Regions from separate parts of the Homo sapiens genome. Here region 1 is linked to region 2. Evidence: chromatin loops called from intact Hi-C (ENCODE). Cell type or tissue: mammary epithelial cell. All regions are shown on one strand. Links, peaks and the distances in the headings refer to the core of each region. The heading gives the core; the rest is flanking DNA.

What was found. Peaks named below come from ENCODE experiments on the same cell type or tissue, not always from the same donor. Only the 100,000 strongest peaks of a DNase experiment are listed, where the experiment ranks them.
Region 1: a loop joins it to region 2, with 9 times the contacts of the local background. A loop is called at or near these places in 63 of 110 quality-filtered maps.

Annotation. Positions count from the first base shown.
Region 1 is chr5:148,818,095-148,823,481 of GRCh38, reverse strand. No RefSeq gene overlaps it. Among named protein-coding and RNA genes, the nearest start is that of ADRB2, 5.8 kb to the left of the region's middle. In mammary epithelial cell, for the core only: a CTCF peak has its summit at 2,479 (motif pointing left); no DNase peak of the experiment used is centred there.
Region 2 is chr5:148,955,194-148,960,580 of GRCh38, reverse strand. No RefSeq gene overlaps it. Among named protein-coding and RNA genes, the nearest start is that of MIR584, 100 kb to the left of the region's middle. RefSeq lists an enhancer at 3,592-4,164. In mammary epithelial cell, for the core only: a CTCF peak has its summit at 2,793 (motif pointing right); a DNase peak (open chromatin) is centred at 3,780; H3K27ac peaks cover 1,525 bases.

The DNA.
Region 1 (5,387 bases), core at 124-5,123, 140 kb after region 2:
TTAAACAAATTTACAAGAAAAAACAAACAGCCCCATGAAAAAGTGGGCAAAGGATATGAACAGACACTTCTCAAAAGAAGACATTAATGCAGCCAACAAACATATGAAGAAAAGATCATCAGCACTGGTTATTAGTGAAATGCAAATCAAAACCACAATGAAATACCATCTCACACCAGATACAATGGCGATCATTAACACATCAGGAAACAGACCGGGCGCAGTGGCTCATGCCTGTAATCCTAGCACTTTGGGAGGCTGAGGTGGGTGGATCACCTGAGGTCAGGACTTCGAGAGCAGCCTGACCAACATGGTGAAACTTCGTCTCTAATAAAAATACAAAAATTAGCCAGAAGTTGTGGCATGCCTGTAGTCTGACCTACTCTGGGGGCTGAAACAGGAGAATCGCTTGAACCTGGGAGGTGGAGGTTGCAGTGAGCCGAGATTGTGCCACTGCACTCCATCCGGGGTGACACAGTGAGACTCCGTCTCAAAAAAAAAACAGGAAGTCAGGAAACAACAGATGCTGGAAAGGATGTGGAGAAATAGGAACACTTTTACACTGTTGGTAGGAATGTAAATTAGTTCAAACATTGTGGAAGACAGTGTGGCAATCCCTCAAGGATCTAGAACAAGAAATACCATTTGACCCAGCAATCCCATTACCTGGTATATACCCTAAGGATTATAAATCATTCTACTATAAAGACACATGGACATGTATGTTTATTGCAGCACTGTTCACAATAGCAAAGACTTGGAACCAACCCAAATGCCCATCAAGAATAGACTTGATAAAGAAAATGTGGCACATATACACCATGGAATACTGTGCAGCCATAAAAAAGGATGACTTCATGTCTTTTGCAGGGGCATGGATGAAGCTGGAAACCATCATTCTCAGCAAACTAACACAGGAACAGAAAACCAAACACCTCATGTTCTCACTCATAAGTGGGAGTTGAACAATGAGAACACATGGACACAGGGAGAGGAACATCATACACCAGGGCCTGTTTGGGGGTGGGGGCCTAGGGGAGGGATAGCATTAGGAGAAATACTTAAAGTAGATGACAGGTTGATGGGTGCAGCAAACCACCATGGCACATGTATACCTATGTAACAGACCTGCACGTTCTGCACATGTATCCTAGAACTTAAAGCATAATAATAATAAAAAAAGGAGAATCTGCTTATATCAATTAGGAAGTTCTGGGCCTTTGCCCTCCAGCCTTGACGAATGGATGCACGCTCTTTCCCTGCTGCTTCACCAAGCTGGTAGAAATGTCAAGATGTAGTCAGCTAACTAAGAGTCTTTTCTCCTGACCTCCTTTTGTGATTTTAGGTTTAGAGAAAGTTAGACTGGGAAAGAGCTTAATATATCAGTTAATTTATTTCCCCCAAGTTTGCAAATGAGGTTACTGAAGTGAAAAAACAAGAAGTGTCCAGGCCAAAGTGTTAAGGAAAATTAGGAGTCCAGGTCTGCTCATGGCCTCACAAGTTTTCCCTGCCTAATGCTGTTATTTTATTTCCCAGCAGAGGAGTTCGAGTAGCACTGCTTACTGTTCACATGACCTTAGAGAGTTAATGCTTCATTTGAACTGGAAAGTTCTTAGTAGACTAAACGCACCTTTATCTGATGTAAGAAAAAGCAGGCTCTTTTATGGTGATTGATAGCATCTAATTACATATTTTGTCAATCCCTTAAGACACTGATTTGTCGTTCCCAGCCTGTCAAACAGGAATAAAACCTCATATCTGGATTTACCTAATGAATGTCTGAATAGGAGTAAGCTTCCATGGTGCCAGAGCATGCCCTCACACCAATAGCTGGATGCTTAGGAAAATCTTATACTGGGTCTTGGCTTAGACAAGAGTCCTTTCTTGTGTATGATCCTGGAGCACAGAAACATCTGTAGATTTCTTTTCAAACAATAGTTTAAAATGCTTGTCTTTAAAAATGTCTCTGTACAGCATTATCCCATTAAATTTACATTAAATGAGATTAAATGCATGTCAAGTGCTTAGCATACTGCCGTAGAAGAAAAACCTTACTGTTAGTATCTTATTTTTGAATCAAAAAATAGATATAGAATGCATATTGGTCCTATCTAATCGCATGTATGAAATGTATGATAGGATCCTTTGAACATGGATAATTGCTAATTTACCTTTAATTTGGATTGCTGTGAAAAAATAATTGAAAAAACAGACAAAACTTGGTTCTTTAGAAAGAAGAATGATTCTGTAAGTTACTATTATCATTGAGTAATATAGCTAGATGGGATGTCAGCGTTTTTTGAATGAAGCATCTCACAATCTAGTCAGCTTCTTACACAATGCACCCACCAAAACTCAGAGGTATTTTTAGAGAGAGCAAGCTTACCAGCCCCTTTTGCAGGTGCATATTTCTCTAGCTATCCCAGTATTGAACTGAAATCCATTTTCTCACTTCTACCCATGGATCTTAAGTCTGCCCCCTTGAGGCCACCGAAAACAAGTCTCTTCTCTGTCCTAGCTTTTGGGAGAATCCCTTAAAGTTCTCCTTAGCAAACAAAACCTCTTCAGGTTAAACATTCCTTGTTCCCTTGGTTCTAGAGTCCCTTTTACCATCATGGTAGGCCTCTTTTATTCCTGCTTAGGTTTGTCTATGTCTAAACTTAACATCAGTACCTGGAAAGATGCTAGAACAAGTCATCAAACAATCAATTTGCAATCACCTTGGCAACCATAACTTAGAGCAGAGCAACCAGCAAATCTTTCCAAACAGCTGATTATACCAGATGAATTTAATTTCCTGCTACACTAGAGTTTTATGAGACATACTAATAAATTCTCCACATCTTAGAAGCACTGAACAAAAGGAGACGGCATTAAATTAAAGCAGAGGAGACTTCAGTTGGCCGTTCAAAAGACTCCTTCGTCTGAAAAGAATCAGTATTCAAAGAGGTTACACTCTAGCAGCTTTTCTCAAATTGGGATTTTGCAAGAGAATTAAGCCCTACAGAAAATTATTTTTCCCAAAGCTGGGACATATCTCTTACCCTCCTAGGGACATAAGAGAGAAATTAAGTCACTACATACAATGCAATGGATGCCTTAGGGTATAGTGCTTAACTGAATCTTCTTTTGCTGAATCTGAGAGGAATTGCTTGAGTCTCCTTCAGGTATGGGAATGAACACTGTGTGATGGTGAATGTATATATATATATATATATATACACACACACACACACATTCAGATATACATGTATGTACATACACACACACATATATATAATATATATATCTTATATATATATTATATATACTATATATTTTTATATATATATTATATATAATATATATATTATATATGTATGTATATATAATATATATGTGTATATATAATATATGTATGTATATATAATATATATGTATATATATAATATATGTATGTATATATAATATATATGTGTATATATAATATATATGTATATATGTATATATATAATATATATATGTGTGTGTGTGTATATATATATATATATATATATATATGATGGAAGCGGTTTGGTTCAGTGGAGAGGGCATGGATGGGGGATTAGGAGACCTAGGTGTTAGTCCCAAAACAGCTCTCATATTCTATTGTAACCTTAAGCAAGTTGCCTTGTTTCTCAATCTTCATTTATGAAATAGGAAGTTGGGCTTGGTAACATCCAAGGGCCTGTCTACTCTAAACTGAACAAGCCTATAGTGGGAAGAAAGTGCTTTGAGGGCCACTGAGGAGATAAATTTTTGATTCGGAAGAAGTACCATGGAGCTGACAAGCAAAAATTGCCAATATCCTACACAACAACTTGATTATGTTTTTTTATCCTCCATATTTCAGCTATTCACATTTCATCTTTGTGATTTATGCTATTCTGAACAGCAGGTGTTCTACAGTTTTCTAAATTATTGACTCACTTTTAAAACTTTTATGATTTTTAAAATTATTGACTCATTTTTAAAACTCAATGCATTTATTTTTAAAGAAAATTTTATATGACTGCCATTACCACACGTGGAAAACTCGTGTCATTTGCCATAAATAGAAAGTAACCATGAAGACAAAACAATGTTAGTAAATGCTAGCTAGATTTTGTTGCTTGCCAAAGTTCTGAGCCTTAGGCCTGCTCTCTTTTTATTGAAAAGGAAGATTTGCAATACCGTTAGTATTCTAGCATCAGATGGGACTTTCTCCATTTATTTTAAAAGGTTGAAAGAAAATTGAAAAGGGAATAACTCCTAAGTAGTACACTGTTATTTAAAGTACTGTTACTAAATTATTTAAAATAATTTCTGATTACACCTGCAGGTATCTCAGTCCTGGACTTGTGCTAATGGGATACACTTCAGTGATAGAAAGAGCATGGGCTTTGGAGCCAGAGGAAGGAATGTGGGTTCCAATGATGACACTGTCCTTGATCAGCTGTGTGCTTCAGGCAATATGCTTTAGGCTTCTGGGCCTCAGAGGGCTCGAGGGTAAAATGCCTTGGATAGTTGGAAGAAATAGACGGAATATATAAAACACTAGATTTGAAAAGGAAGGGAGAGAACCAAAAGTCATGACAAAAAACGAATCAGCATAACTGGGATTGGCTGGGGGGTAAGGGGGAATGAGTCAAGAGAGTGGAGGAGGCCATTACCAAGCAGGGTGCAAGGAGAGCAGTGGACTGAGTGTGGCTGTAGGACAGGAAGGGGCAATGAATTCAGATATTACCATACTGAATTTGAGGTTTTGGTTGGACATCAAAATGGAAGTTAAAAATATCATAATGATTAGGAGATGAGAAACTGAAGTGATGTGTCTGTGGGTGGTCACGATTATGGTGGAAGCACTGCCTGAATAGCAGCACTCTCAGAGGATGTTTTGGAACGTTAAATGAAATAATGCATTTAAGGAACTTAGCATGCTGTTTCAAAAAAAATTATTTATCATTATTACCATCATCATCATTATCATCATCTTGGATTTCCTGGGACAACCCCAATTTCTGGAAATTACACTAGTTTCTCTAAGGGCAGTTCTTCGAATGAATAAATAAATTGATCTAAGAGGAAAAAAATCCTTTTATATATTAACCTATGAACAGTGGTAACATTTGGGGTGGATTTGGAGGGATGTCCAAATGTTTGATTCTCTAGCAGCTGCCTTGAGATGATTTGTATGCAAGTGATTGAGGAAGGAAAGCTCCCAAAAGAAAACAGTCAGGGAGTGGGAGAAACAGCTCAGAGAAGGGAAGAAGCAAAGGCAAAGACCCAGTGTTGCCTGATCCTAGGAGCAGCTCTGGAGCCTACTGCTTGGTTTCCTCCTTTCTCCAAGTCTTAGTTATAAAATCCTAAACAAGTCACTTAACCTTTCT
Region 2 (5,387 bases), core at 111-5,110:
ACAATATACTTGTACACACATGCTCACATACATGCACCTGCATATGCTCTCACATGGACATACACATATGGACAATATACTCGTGGCATCTATGTTTTCATACATGCATCTGCAACCCACACACACATGCACTTGTAACATACACATGCACAAACAACATACTTGTGGCATACAGATGCTCTTACACATGCACACACATGCATGGACACATGCGTCACACACAATACACTTGTAGCATACACATGCTCACATGCATATGCACACACATACATGCACACACATATACCTGTGCACACACACATTGCATCTGCACACACTCTCTCCCTTCCTTAGCCTGGTGAACACCTACACATCCTTTAGCTCTCAGGCCAAAGGTCACAGCTTTAGGGCAGCCACTTTGACTCAGGCCAGGACACTCAGGCTGAGCTATCTTGGCACCTAGCACCTCCACCTCTCATCCAAACTGTCCTCTCTCAGCCCATAGGTACTTCAGTCCCAGGCTCTGTTGCCATCACTCTAGGGAGCTTCAGGGTGCTCAGGGATCCTCCTCAGCTTGCATCTCATTGCATGTCATTGAATAATTGTAATAAGTTGCTTAATTCTACAATTCCTGCTAGAAGGCCACTTCTGTGAAAGGCAGGGATAAAGCTGACTCTTCTCCACAGATCAGAATCATTTGATGCAGACTGGCACATAGTATGTCTTCAATACCTAGATGCCATTGATTGAACAGAACCACCAGGATCTCATTTGCATGCAAGCTGAAGAATAAGCTTGTTCATATTGGGGTTACCCTGCACAAGATGTCTCCTATGGGGTTTTTAGCCACGGGGTCTCTAATGATTTGGAGCCTCACTCAGAGGAAGCCAAGCCTCAGAATGCTGTATAAATTGGTAAAAAAAAAAAAAAATCTAACTTTGAAATGCATTCCTAGTCACCAGGAAAACACGTTTTGGGGGGAGAGAATGTCTAACAAGCCTGAAATGTAGACAACTCCTTATTGCTTCTGACTGCACTTTCTCCTGGGAAGTTAGGGGACACCAGCAGTTGCCATGAGTAGGACTGACCAGTCACTGTCTGGGCTGAGGCAGACTGCTTTCTTTATTTTACAGCAGTAGGGAACCCCTTGTTAGACATAATGAAGGCAGAGGTTGATGGGCAGATGGAGATGAGAAACACAATGCCTGGTGGTAAAAAGCAGGTGGCTCAGCTTAGAGTCATTTATTTTAATTCATTCATTTATTTAAGAAATAGTTCTGGGCACTTTCTAAGTGCCAGGCACCGTGTTAGCTGCTTGGGACATAGGAGAAAATGGGATAGACGTAGTCCTTGACCTGGGGGTGCTCAAGTTTAGCTGGGGAGGTGGACAAGGAAATAGGAAACCAATATGCAGTGTGATCAGTGCTCCAGGGGGATTCAGAAGAGGAGTTCCAGGGAGAGTGGTGCTGGCTTCTGGAAGAAGGGATGTCTAAGCCAAGATCTGGAGGATGAGCCAGGCTAGGAGATGGGGAAATGTGGTATGAAGGAGGAGAACAGTCAGTGGGCAGACCTCAAAAGGAGAGACATGGCAGGAGTTCAGAGTGGCAGCAGCGGGGTGGGGGTGGTGGCAGGGAGGGCAGGGTCCCGTCATGCACAGCTCATTCCTGAGGACTGCTCCCTAGGGTGATGGCAACAGAGCCTGGGACTGAAGAGCCCATGGGCTGAGAGAGGACAGTTTGGATGAGAGATGGAGGTGCTCACGGGAACTGGGGCTTTGCATGAGGCTGCGGGAGCCTGGTGGGAGTGTCTCTGGGGAGCAGTGATGCAGACCCAGCTGCTGCAGGCCTGGGTACTGGGGATGTGGGTGAAGGAGATTTGCTGTTCACTGCTTTCTCCCCTGGCACATGGACAAGGAGGCCTAGATGACCGCTGAATCCCTCCCAGAACTGCTGTCTGAACACTGGGAACTGTGTGCCCCCCTCCCTCCCACAAACCACCCCATGCCTCTGTCTCCCTGGCCCAGCTCTTTCCATCCTGCAGTATCCACTCTGGCTGCCCCAGGCCCCCTTTTCTCTATCACTACCCAGAAGCTGCATCACTATGACCAGCTCATGTCACATCTCCGGGCCTCAGTTTCCACATTAGTGGGAAACTGATGGGAATAATAACACCACCTACTTCTTCAGCCTTGTCTTCTGCTCATTACCCAGGCAACCCTGGCCCGCTGTCACTACCTCAAGCTCATGGGGCTCTTTCTTGCCTAGAGTTCCTTGCCTTTTCCTTCCTTCCAATCCGTCTCCCCACTTTTGCCTTGATAATTATTCCTCATGTTTCAAACCCAAGCTGAAACGTTGTTTCTTCAGAGAAGCCTTCCTGAAGAGGGGCCACCACTTGTATTCTACATGAATGCTCTGCATATTTCCTTCTTGACTCTCACCCCACTGGTGTACACCTCACTTTTGCATAATTTCTGAATATCTCCTTCCCTCCCTAGGATATAAGCACCATGGGCAGTGGAGATCCCTGACATGCTCATTGCTATATCCTTTCACCTGGCACTGTCCCAGGTATAGATTAGGCACTGGGCCATGAGATGCTGAATTAATAAACGACGAACTCAATGGGTTTAATACTCTCCACATGTATGTAAGTTACTAATTATATTCAAGCCAGACCTCTAAACTAACTTAAACTCAGTTTAATAACACTCATTTATTAACTCAGCTAAATAACTGATTGCAGCTCAATTTGATAAGCAAAGACCATCACAAAATTGTAGTGTAACATGGCCCTGGCCACTAGAGGGAGCTGGGAAGCCATAAAGCCGGGTGGCCTCTAGGACCCCAACCCCCTGTAGAGAGGTGGAAGTCTAATGTTCAGTCATTTTCTATTCAATCCATTCTTTAAAGTCTATAGACTGTTATGAGTTGGAAGGCTAGGGAGAGACTGTTTAGTTCAGTCTGGACACTGAGGCCTGAGGGAGAGCAAGTTCCCTCTGCCTCCCAGGGCTTCATGGCATAGACTTGTTTCTAGCCATGACAAACCTCTCTCTCTTTTTTTTTTTTTTTCAATATTTCTATTTTCTATTATGTAGAAGAGATCATTTTAACTTCTGTCTGTCCATATTTATTGACTTTCTACTATGCGCTGGGCACTGTTTAGGTGCTAGACACTCTGGGGTACAAAACAGGCTCCTGTCTCAATAAGTCCATCGTCTAGTTAGAAAGACAAATGTCAAAAAATACTACATAGCTACCAACTGTGATTGGTGTGAAGGAGAAAGACAATGTTTGGAGACAGATAATAACAGGAACACCTAATTCATTCTCAAGTTCATCCTGAGAGGAAGAGCCATGTAGCAGAAACCTGGAGGCTGTGCAGGGCTGGCAGAGGGACCAGAAGAGCAGACCTTCTGCCCCACATGGCTCTCTGGCTTGCCCACTGCTGCTGGGTGAGTCCCGTCTCCCCTGTGGCCTTCTGCTTTGCCATCTGTGTAATTGTGCACGCATTTCAAGCCTGAGGTTTTGATTAGGAGGGGCTTGTACCTGAGCTATCTGGGGCAGCTGGTGTGTGGCATTTGCAGCTGGTGTCAAAGGAGCCTGGGGTCCAGCTCTTGAGTGAAAGGGGGCTTCCACATGGATGGCCTCACACTGAGCAATGGGCCAGGAGCTGTGGGGTGGCTTTGTTCCAGGCATAGGAGTACTGCAGCTTTAAGACCTAGCACAGGTGTGGCTCTTGGACTGCCTGCATCCAGTCACCTGGAGAGTTGCTTAAGTAGAGAAACTACTGGGCTCCACCCCCAGAGATAATGATAAGGCAGCTCTGGAGGAGGGCCCAGGAATCTGCATGTTAATGAGCTGTCTAGGTGACTCTGATGCATGCTGAGGTCTGGGAACCATTTCCCTAGATCGTCTTGTAGAAAGGATCTGTGACACTCAGGCTTTGAACTGGCCTTCATTGTGTGCTCTATGTGTATTCCAAAAGAGTTGTGGTTAAGCAAAGATATTTTACAATTCAAATCATATCCTGAGTATACTTAGGGCTCTCACTTTAAAGAAGCCCCATTTGTAATGTGAATTTCTATACCAAAGTATAGTTCTTTGGTTCTTGTGTGTTAATTTTCCTAAATGATGGGCATACCTAACTATATACTTTGCAGACTGATTAATTAAATAATGAATTGAAAACACCTGGAATCCAGCTTTGTATGTTGCGGGAGGTCAGGGACCCCGAATGGAGGGACTGGCTGAAGCCATGGGAGAAGAATATGGATTGTGAAGATTTCATGGACATTTATTAGTTCCCCAAATTAATACTTTTATAATTTCTTATGCCTGTCTTTACTGCAATCTCTAAACATAAATTGTGAAGATATCATGGACACTTATCACTTCCCCAATCAATACCCTTGTGATTTCCTATGCCTGTCTTTACTTTAATCTCTTAATCCTGTCAGCTGAGGATGATGTATGTTTCCTCAGGACCCTGTGATAATTACGTTAACTGCACAAATTGTAGAGCATGTGTGTTTGAACAATATGAAATCTGGGCACCTTGAAAAAAGAACAGGATAACAGCAATGTTCAGAGAATAAGAGAGATAACCTTAAACTCTGACCGCCGGTGAGGCTGGTGGAACAGAGCCATATTTCTCTTCTTTCAAAAGCAAATGGAGAAATATCGCTGAATTCTTTTTCTCAGCAAGGGACATCCCTGAGAAGGAGAATGCGCCCCTGAGGGTGGGTCTCTAAAACGGCCCCCTTGGGTGTGGCCATCTTCTATGGTCAAAACTGTAGGGATGAAATAAACCCCAGTCTCCCATAGCACTCCCAGGCTTGTTAGGAAGAGGAAATTCCCACCTAATAAATTTTGGTCAGACCGGTTGCTCTCAAATCCTGTCTCCTGATAAGATGTTATCAATGACAGTGGTGTCAGAAACTTCGTTGGCAATTTTAATTTCACCCCAGTCCTGTGGTCCTGTGATCTCGCCCTGCCTCCATTTGCCTTGTGATATTCTGTTACCTTGTGAAGTAAGTGATCTTCATGACCCGCACCCTATTCATACACTCCCTCCCTTTTTGAAAGTCCCTAATAAAAACTTGCTGGTTTTATGGCTCAGGGGGCATCACGGAACCTACCGACATGTGCTGTCTCCCCTGGATGCCCAGCTTTAAAATTTCTCTCTTTTGTACTCTGTCCCTTTATTTCTCAACCCAGCTGATGCTTAGGGAAAATAGAAAAGAACCTATGTGACTATCGGGGCAGGTTCCCTGATATTGTAGAAAATCTACAGCCTTCATTTCCAGAGAGGGGAGAGGAGAAGATCTGTGGCAGAGGCATAAAGAATTAAATTTCAAAGCTCAGAGTTAAGCTCCTTCAGGATAAAGCATTTATTTATCGTCAGGTTTA